2 separate regions of the Homo sapiens genome follow, and region 1 is linked to region 2. A link is a contact called in ENCODE Hi-C or POLR2A ChIA-PET data. All regions are on one chromosome and are shown on one strand. Each heading gives the region's core, a stretch centred on a gene start or an enhancer-like site at or near the end of the contact. The rest is flanking DNA. Distances are from core to core; before and after follow the strand shown.

Region 1 (4,495 bases), core at 393-2,892, 44 kb after region 2:
GCAAGATTAAAGGTAGAGCAGTAGTTTATTTTCTGTAAAAAAAAAAAAAAAAAAAAAAAAAAGTTGTATATATATTCTTACAATGCATATTAGAGCACTCAGTAGTTCTGAGCAATGTAATTTATAAAAGCACTGGGTTACAGTGTTATCCACCATGGGACAACTATCATGTTTAGTACTTTCACATTATGCTATATATTAAAGCCCTATATATAAGGAAACTGGGAGCCAGGAAGGCTATCTGGCTTCCCAAATTGTTAACTAGTGAAAGAGATAAGAGTCTAGGTCACCTGATTCCTGATCCAGGCTTATTTCCCACTATACCAGGCTGTCTCCATTGGCATATGATAGCTAAACTCATGGTGAACCAGCAACACTCCTAGTAGCTCTAAAATAGCAGTAAGACTATTTGTAAAAAACAAAAAAGCAGGCTGGGTGCCGTGGCTCACGCCTGTAATCCCAGCACTTTGGGAGGACGAGGCGGGCAGATCACAAGGTCAAGAGATCGAGACCATCCCGGCCAACATGGTGAAACCTCATCTCTACTAAAAATACAAAAAATTAGCTAGCTGTCGTGGTGCGCACCTGTAGTCCCAGCTACTCTGGAGGCTGAGGCAGGAGGATCGCTTGAACCAGGAAGGCGGAGGTTGCAGTGAGCCAAGATCATGCCACTGCAATCCCTTCTCAAAAAAAAAAAAAAAAAAAAAAGCAAAGAAGACATTGCACAATCAGGACAAGCAATAAATCTGTGTTATTGTTCTGGGTTTTGACCACCCAACTGGGATGGTAAACTGTAAGCCAAGAAGAGAGTTGGAGCCTAGTTCCAACTCTGCTACTTAATCAGCCCTGTGACCTTGTGCTAGGATCCCAATTTTTCATTGCTGAAATTAGGAGACTAGGTTAAATGATCTCTAGGCTCCTTTCCAACTTTAAAAATTCTATGACTTCATATTGCTTTGTGCTGAGTGTATCAGTCTTGTAGGTCACATTAAGACCTATTCTATTACTTGATATTTTATTATGCTAAAAAAAGGACCTGTTCTAAGTGCTTTATCAATACTGCCTCTTTCATCATTACTACAACCCTGCGAAGTAGTTGCTATTAGTATTCCCATTTTATAGATGAGGAAGTTGAGGCTGAGAGACCAAGCAACTAGCAAGATCCCACAGCTGGTAAGCAGGATTTAAACTCAGGGAGTTTACCTCCCAAGTATTCCCTGTACAAAAATGGGGAGGAGGGTAGTGGGTGGGAGTGGATTTTTATTTTAAGATAAGGCAAGAGATAAACCCTAATGAGTAGTAACTCAATTCAACTCCCAGCCACTTATTGGGCTAATCCAAGGAGTTAGGGTAGGTACTGTTTTGCTGTCTAAAACAATGCCCAGTGTCATCACGGTTAATTTCACGCTGGCGGCAGGCAGTGTACTCTATACTTTATACTGACTAAAGTAATTTGATTGTACAGAATCCTTATTTATCATAATATTAATTTTAGAAGTTTGATACTATCAATTTTTAAACTTGTTTTTTTAACAGAGGCAGACATTATTTTTAAACTCCCAGAGGGAAAAGCTACTAAAGACTTCCATCTGCCTGCAAGCACTGACAGAGAATTCCAGAGTTTAAACTTGTGGCCAACAGGCCTGCAGAACGAATATGTTTGTGCAGCTGCATGACATCCTGATTCACTGACATGAACAACATCCCCTAGACTTGCTACAGGATATTTAACAGATTAAATAAAGTCGCTCTTATTTGGGGTTTACAGAAATTCTGATTGAGTAGGCAAAGGGCCACTTTGCTAATGGAAAAATCAATTTTAATGTAAATAAAAGCATTTTACGTTTTGAATGCCACTGTTATCGCTACAAGGGAAGGGTTGTCTCTATGAACAGATAGGATGACTGCTTAGGAATAGCAAGATGTCGCTACAGAGAGGAAAAACGTGACAGGAATCAACCAACAACCTATCTTGTTCCCCGTAGATGTTAGTCATATACAACAACTCCCGGAGTCTGAAGTGGAGCAGGTCATGGTGTGTAGAGTGTGTGCTGTGTTTGTGAAAAGGAAGAAAAAGCTGATATATCCCCAATGGACAATCTGCCAAGTGAAAGAATTTCAACTCATCCATGATAGGATAATGATCACCCTGTTCATGCTGGGAATGTGCGTCAGCACAGAACTTTAGGGGAGAAGCTGGTAGACCTTATATATAATTTGTGAAATAAAATATACTGAAATATCACAGTTCTCCTCTCGCCCCCCCTCCCCACTGCCCCCAATCAATGGAGTCTCGTTCTGTCACCCAGATGGAGTGCAGTGGTGAGATCTCAGCTCACTGCAACCTCCGGCTCCTGGGTCCAAGTGATTCTCTTGCCTCAGCCTCCCGAGTAGCTGGGATTACAGGTGCATGCCACCATGCCTTGCTAATTTCTGTATTTTTAGTAGAGACGCGGTTTCACCATGTTGGCCAGGCCAGTCTCAAACTCCTAAGCTCAAGTGATCCGCCCACCTCAGCCTCCCAAAGTGTTTGGTTTACAGGCATGAGCCACCGCGCCTGGCTGAAATATCACAGTTTTTAAGTAAGGGGCTAAATTTTGTTTCAGACAAAATTATGAAAAAATTCCCATTGAGGATGAATGTAACACAAATATTATTAAAATAACACATTAAATCTAGACCAATATATTTAAGTCGAAAGGCTGGTGGATAAATAAAAGCCCAGAGAATATATATAATGTGACTAACGTTCTCTCTATGTCCAAGAGCCTCCTGGCAGTCATACAGGGTCCCCAAGGCCGGTATCTGTGGAGAGACCGTGGCCACATGTAGTATCCCGGACAATCTCCCCAAGGCAGACATGAAACCTGCAGGCATGTACTATGGAAAACAGGATGCTGGGAGATCCATCCCATGGAGAAGAATTTATGTCAATTAGTCATACGGAGTCCCCAAGGCTCCCAGATTTACGTCCTTATAGCTCAGTTAAGAGATGACTGCAGCAACCCAGGCATCTGAACTTGGAGAGAAGGAGCGAAAAGGGACTGGAAATGATGGATGATCTGAGGGACACTGAGGAGAAAGAAGAGAGGAGTCTGAGGAACTGCCTGAGAACTCCATGGCCTGAACCTCTACAAGGGTATGGCTGGATGTCAAGAAGAGAGAAGATTTGGAGGAGAGACCTTTAGCTTGTATTCAGGCACCATGAACTTCAGGTGCTGGCAGAACATTCAAGGGAAGATGTCCAACGGACAGTCAGAAATGCATTACTGGCACTCTAGCAAGAAGCTGGAGTTGAAGTTATTTGGTGGAGTCTTCTAAACAAAAGCAGCTGTTGAGGACCAGGGGTAAACTCCTAGAGAATGATTACATTTAGGAGCAAGTGGGCTTTGCACAATAAAGAACGTTGAACTCCTTTGGCATTGAGAATGAACAAGTAAAGAAAAAGGTTTTGTTTGCTGTTTGTTTTAAGTTCATAAAGTGTGAAGGACACTCAAGCAGGTTCATGGGCTGAGGAGAAGGAGCCCTGGGTGTCGGGGTGTTGAAGATGCAAGAAAGAAGAAGGGCTGCAGAGCTGCACCAGCCAGGATGTCAGACCAGCCACACGGGGACTGCATGGGGACTGAATTCCTTCAGGTCATAGCGAGATTTGGGGTGGAGAGGGAGAGTCTGAACTTCATCCAGTGAATATGAGGAAATGACCAGGAAGTCAGGAGATGACAGCACCAAAGAAATGTGAAGGAAAACTCAGCAGACGGCACCTACCTCAGATGAGGGCATGCACAAGACTGGACGCAAAATGAGCAGGGAATAGCACTGGGGAGTTGATGCAATGTCAGCGCCCCCTGTGATAGGAGAGGTAAAGGACAACAGAGCCACCATTGAAGAGAATTACCAGGGCAACAGTGTTGCCAAGGAGACCCAGGGTTCGGACAATCCAAGGGAGAGGAGGAAGGAGATATCTGCAAAAATAATGAGGCTGTAGAAAAGTGTGTTCACTGTGGAACGGAAACATTCATGCACAATTAACTGAGCAGCTATTATAGAGGAAGGGCTACAATGGTAAGCAAAAACAGATCAGATCTCTGCCCTTAGGAGGCTTGCAGGCCATGAGAGAGGCTGACATTAGTCAAACAACCATCCACCCAAACGTAGACCTGCAGTGTGTAGTGAGTAGGAAATGTGGGGGACCCCAGAGGCTCACACGGTGGTACTGTGGCATTAGTTCCCACGGCAGACATAGCACAAGATGGCCTCCAAATTATGAGTTAAAATTCAGGGTAAAATTGTTTGAGGGCTACAGAGGTTTAGTCTAGTTTCATAGCATTGCCTAAAAGGTAGAAATATCCTATGCAAATTAAACAGGAAACCATTTAAAAGCCACTGAAAAGCAAAAGATTAACATTCCTTGGTTTGTACACCTAATTCTCTTGAGAGAAACAATTCCACTAGTTGCTTTTTAAAAAAATAATTTTATAATAATGATGCCTTTAGC
Region 2 (4,060 bases), core at 28-2,527:
TTCTTTAAAATTGCCCAAAACACAAAATGGCTGCCAGGAGTCCTGGATTCTAGTCCTTGAATTCCTACAACTTGTTGAGTGACCCTGGGCAGTCATTTTGAGTTCCTGGGCCTCTAATCCATTATCTGTAAAATAAGGGACACAATTCAAGGATCACTAAGGACAATTCATCCAGCTCAAATGCTGAGTGATCCTGTGTCATTAATCGAGGCTGTCTGTAATCTCTGCTCGGGCACCTTTTAAAACGTTCGTTCTTGCACTAAAAAATCATCCGATAGCCTGAAACATACCAGGTTTCTTATTCTGCCTTTCCATTATGGATCCCGGAGGATTCTTTAGTTTTAGTTTTGAGTTTTGCTTAAATTCTAACTTAGTCTCAGCTAAAAATTCCCCCTTTCTTCCTTGTAAACTAAAAATTCCCCCTCTTTCTTCCTTGTAAACTCTGGAGCTTTGAAGCAGCAGCCTTGGCTTCCTGCCAAGAATCAAAACCAACAGCTTTGTTCTTTTGCTCTACCTCCTATAAACAGGCTCTGATAGGAAAATGCCGTTGGCTATTTGTTTGGTCTTTCGCTGAGAGCGTATTTAACACACAATGCGGATACCTCTGTACAGGGCCAATGAGAACAAACTGCAGGCGACCGAGCACGGAAAGTATGTTGCTGGGGCACAACATTCCAACCACCGCTCTCACAGCAGTACAAGTATCTCATTCTTCACCTTTTAAAATATTTGCCTCTTGTTTATATAGTGCCTGCATGTTTGCAGAGCACATTCACTGGACACTTTTTCATGGGCTCAGAGGGGGTTTGCATTGCAATGAATCTGAGAGGTCATTCTAGTCCAACACACCGCACAAAGCAGGGGCTGTCTCAGAATATTCCTGAGATGTGCTCACCTGCTTAAAATCATTCAGAGGGAAGATGCTCACTTTAAGGCGCAACCCACTTCAGTATCGATCACCCTCATTTTGAGGAAGGTATTCCAGAGAAGGAGTCAAATCGCACTCCCTGTAACTTCTGCGCATCAATCTAACCCAAGCTCTCTGTAGCTCCGGACTAAAGTCAGTTGTTTGTGAGCAGAAAACGGCAGCAGTCGGCTCCAGGTCATCACTGAGAGCCTGCTGTTATTGCAGCCTGCTCGAATCTGATCCCAAGTATCCCACCAGCTGCTCTTTGACTTTGAAGCTTACACCAATCTATGCACAGAAATCTATGCACCACAGCTACAGCACAACCAAGATACTGCCAGGGAAGACGCTAGTGGGGCACAGGTCGCTGAATGTCGTAGCTGAATACAGTAGCTAAGGTGTCTCCATGAAAAGTATTATCGCCAGTTGAGTAAATAAATGACTCATGGCCTCTCACTTTTATCCCAACTGGAAAAGCATAAGAGCTTTTTTTATACCAAGATCAAACAAAGCCATGATTTCTGTTTCACTCTGCATTGGGCTAATTGATGTTTTGACAGTTCAATTCTGATAACAGCAGCGCACACTCTAATTCTCTCTGGGAAGTGAAGGAAACACTGCCCTGTATTTTCCTGACTTCAGGCTTATACTCTGGTAATCTTCCAAAAACTTCCCATGGCTGCCCATCTTACTTCCAACAATCCCTGAACTCACCGCAGCCCCTTAGGCTGTCCCGCCTCCCACGTGCCTGGCTCCTAACCACTTCTTTCTGGCTCTTGGCTTCAATTTCTTGGGGCCCTGCATGGTGGCCTCTGTCCTTCCCAGGAGGCCATATCCCCAGACAACTGCTAGACTCACTCCATCCTGTCCCACAAGTCTCTGCTCAAAGGTCACCTTAGTGGAAGTCCCTTCCCTGAACTCCTGATGTAGAATGGCTATTCCCCTTCCCAACTTTATCTCTTCTTTCCCTGCAAAACCCATCGTCACCTCCTAACATGTGTAAGTATAATCTCATTGAGAACCAAAATTCTGTTTTGCTTACTGCTGTGTCCCCAACGTTGACTTGCAGGCTGTTGGCTTTGAAAAAATATGTGTATTTGTTGAATAAAAGAAAATAGCTAATCATGAGAATGGTATTGTTTCTGCCCCTTCCCAGTCCTCAATTTGGGAAAAAGCAAGTGAGGCTTGTGGCAAAACCCTGAGCGACAAGAATCTTCTGTCTTCTCCCTCCTTAATTCTTGGCTGGGCCAGTCCTAGGGAAAAAAATTCTCAACCTTCTGTCCTATGGATGATCTGAAAAAGTCTCTGTATGCACTGAAGAAGGGAGCTCACAGTCTGTAGACGACAAACACCAGCACCTAGCAGGGTGTAGTACACGACTGGGCTCCTCATAAATTAGAAATGATTTATGATGTCCTTCTGGGCATGGAGAGGTAGCTGTGGAGCTGCACTCAGGAAAAGAGGCTGGAGCATATGCCGCTGGCTTTTTTCTGCGGATACTTGGCTGGGATTTCATATTACTCTGGAAATATCTGTGAGAGTAAATCTTGTAGTCAACAAGTCACTTGTGTTTTTCTTTGGCGAGGAAAGAGAGTCCTAATTCTCAATTCTAACACCATTTAATGACTGGACAAAATAGAAGAGCAAATAGAAGACTATTAAATAAGCGTGCCATGCTATCTTCTCAGTTCTGAGTACTGAATGGCCTCACTGTAAAACTGTGACAGAAACACACAAAACCACTTGTCTTGTGTTGAAAGTGTTCTACAAGAGCCTGGCTCGGCTTTGCCCCTCTTCAATAGCAGTTGCAGAAAACAGAATGTCAGAAAATGGTCTGCTTTTAACAAGATCTTCACTAAGGCAGAGCTAAGTCATTTAAAGAAACAACCGCTTCAATGCCACCCAACAGGACATTTGCAAAAACCTTCCAAAACATCCCAAGAATGTACAGCAGAGATACAAAGCCAACATCCCCACCTAAAAACACTCAGGGGTCTGGCGATTTTTTTGTTTATCTGCTCCAGCCACTCCCCTACTAAAGAATTCTACAGTCTGTGGAACCAGCTGGACTTGGAACGGCAGCCAAGCTTTACAACCCGTCCCAGCGAACCATTTTTCCCATCACTTTCCTTCCATCTCTTTTTTGCAAGCCTGGTGTTAAAGTCAAACTTTACTTCTTGCCATTTCCTAAACATCTGCGGTTCTTCAGCTCCATTCCTTCATGTATTGTTCCTTCTTCCTAGAATTTAGACTGTTTCCCTATCCCTCTCGGGTGAAATCTACCCTAAAATGTTAAGTTCTCTTCACACAGTAGCTCTGCATGGAGATCTCACTATCCTGATGGGCTAGAACTTTGTGTTCCAAAAGCACTTTCAACCAACTTCTCTGTGCCTCAGCGTCCTCATCTGCAAAATGGAGAGATAGCAACTACTTTCCTGGTTCTTTTGGAGACTAAATAGGTTAAACCAAGTAAAATACTGAGACCAGTACCTAGGATCTAGAAAGCATTCAATACATATTAGCTATTAACTATTATTTCTGTTATAGCACTTACTAAGTTGTTCATTACTAAATTCATGTGTATGCGATTGCATAATCACATGATTCTAGTCTAAGCCTTCTGAGGGATGTCGTGTTTATCATGTCATTCCCATAATGCCCAAAATAATATATCGCACAGAGTAGATATTGGGGACCTAAGTGTCTTTTTGGGGGGAAGGAGGAAAGGCATGTCTAGCATCCTCTTCTACTTCTTTTAGAAATGGCCTTCCTGACATTTTTCCTTTGGGAAGCCACATTCCCCCTCTCTTAGTCCATGTTATTTGTAGAAGGCTAACCTCATCCCTGGGCACAAGGCTCTTGGGCTCCTGGGCTTATCCAATCAGAGCCCAGTTTCTCCCTGGCACTGGTGACTGGTTCAGAGAGGGACACATGCTCAAGTTGCAGAAATAAGATCCAGGCCCAAAAAATTTGCTGGAACAATAGGAAAGCAAGGCTTTCTCTTTCTTCTGGAGCTGTTAAAACCAGACAAATATGAGCAAGAGTGGCTAGTGGCCACCTTGCCTCCGCAAGAGGAGAACTGAAGTTAACAACCACAACAACAACAAAAGCCAACAGGGAGGAAATACAGACTCAAAAGAGGGAGCGAGACAG

Evidence for each region. Hi-C counts contacts between places; a loop is a spot of excess contacts on that map. ChIA-PET counts read pairs that join two places held with the same protein, here RNA polymerase II (POLR2A). Pooled maps may share reads with other maps.
Region 1: a map of heart right ventricle shows a loop between it and region 2 (2.4-fold over the local background). The contact joins two enhancer-like sites. A Hi-C loop is called at or near these places in 26 of 168 maps with a recorded cell type or tissue (Caco-2, HepG2, IMR-90 and 14 more) and 14 of 50 pooled maps. POLR2A ChIA-PET finds 5 or more read pairs at or near these places in 4 of 52 experiments (CD4-positive, alpha-beta T cell, HepG2, WTC11 and 1 more).

Annotation. Positions count from the first base shown.
Region 1 is chr6:143,698,341-143,702,835 of GRCh38, reverse strand. All of the region lies in intron 1 of PHACTR2 (phosphatase and actin regulator 2), which reads right to left. Among named protein-coding and RNA genes, the nearest start is that of PHACTR2, 23 kb to the right of the region's middle. Within about 2 kb of position 1,642, at least 4 of the 41 ENCODE cell types and tissues checked have a DNase peak (open chromatin) inside an H3K27ac peak, as active enhancers do; they include heart right ventricle, where a contact is called at or near this core.
Region 2 is chr6:143,742,291-143,746,350 of GRCh38, reverse strand. All of the region lies in intron 2 of PHACTR2 (phosphatase and actin regulator 2), which reads right to left. Among named protein-coding and RNA genes, the nearest start is that of PHACTR2, 66 kb to the right of the region's middle. RefSeq lists enhancers at 1-310, 1,652-2,321. Within about 2 kb of position 1,277, at least 20 of the 41 ENCODE cell types and tissues checked have a DNase peak (open chromatin) inside an H3K27ac peak, as active enhancers do; they include heart right ventricle, where a contact is called at or near this core.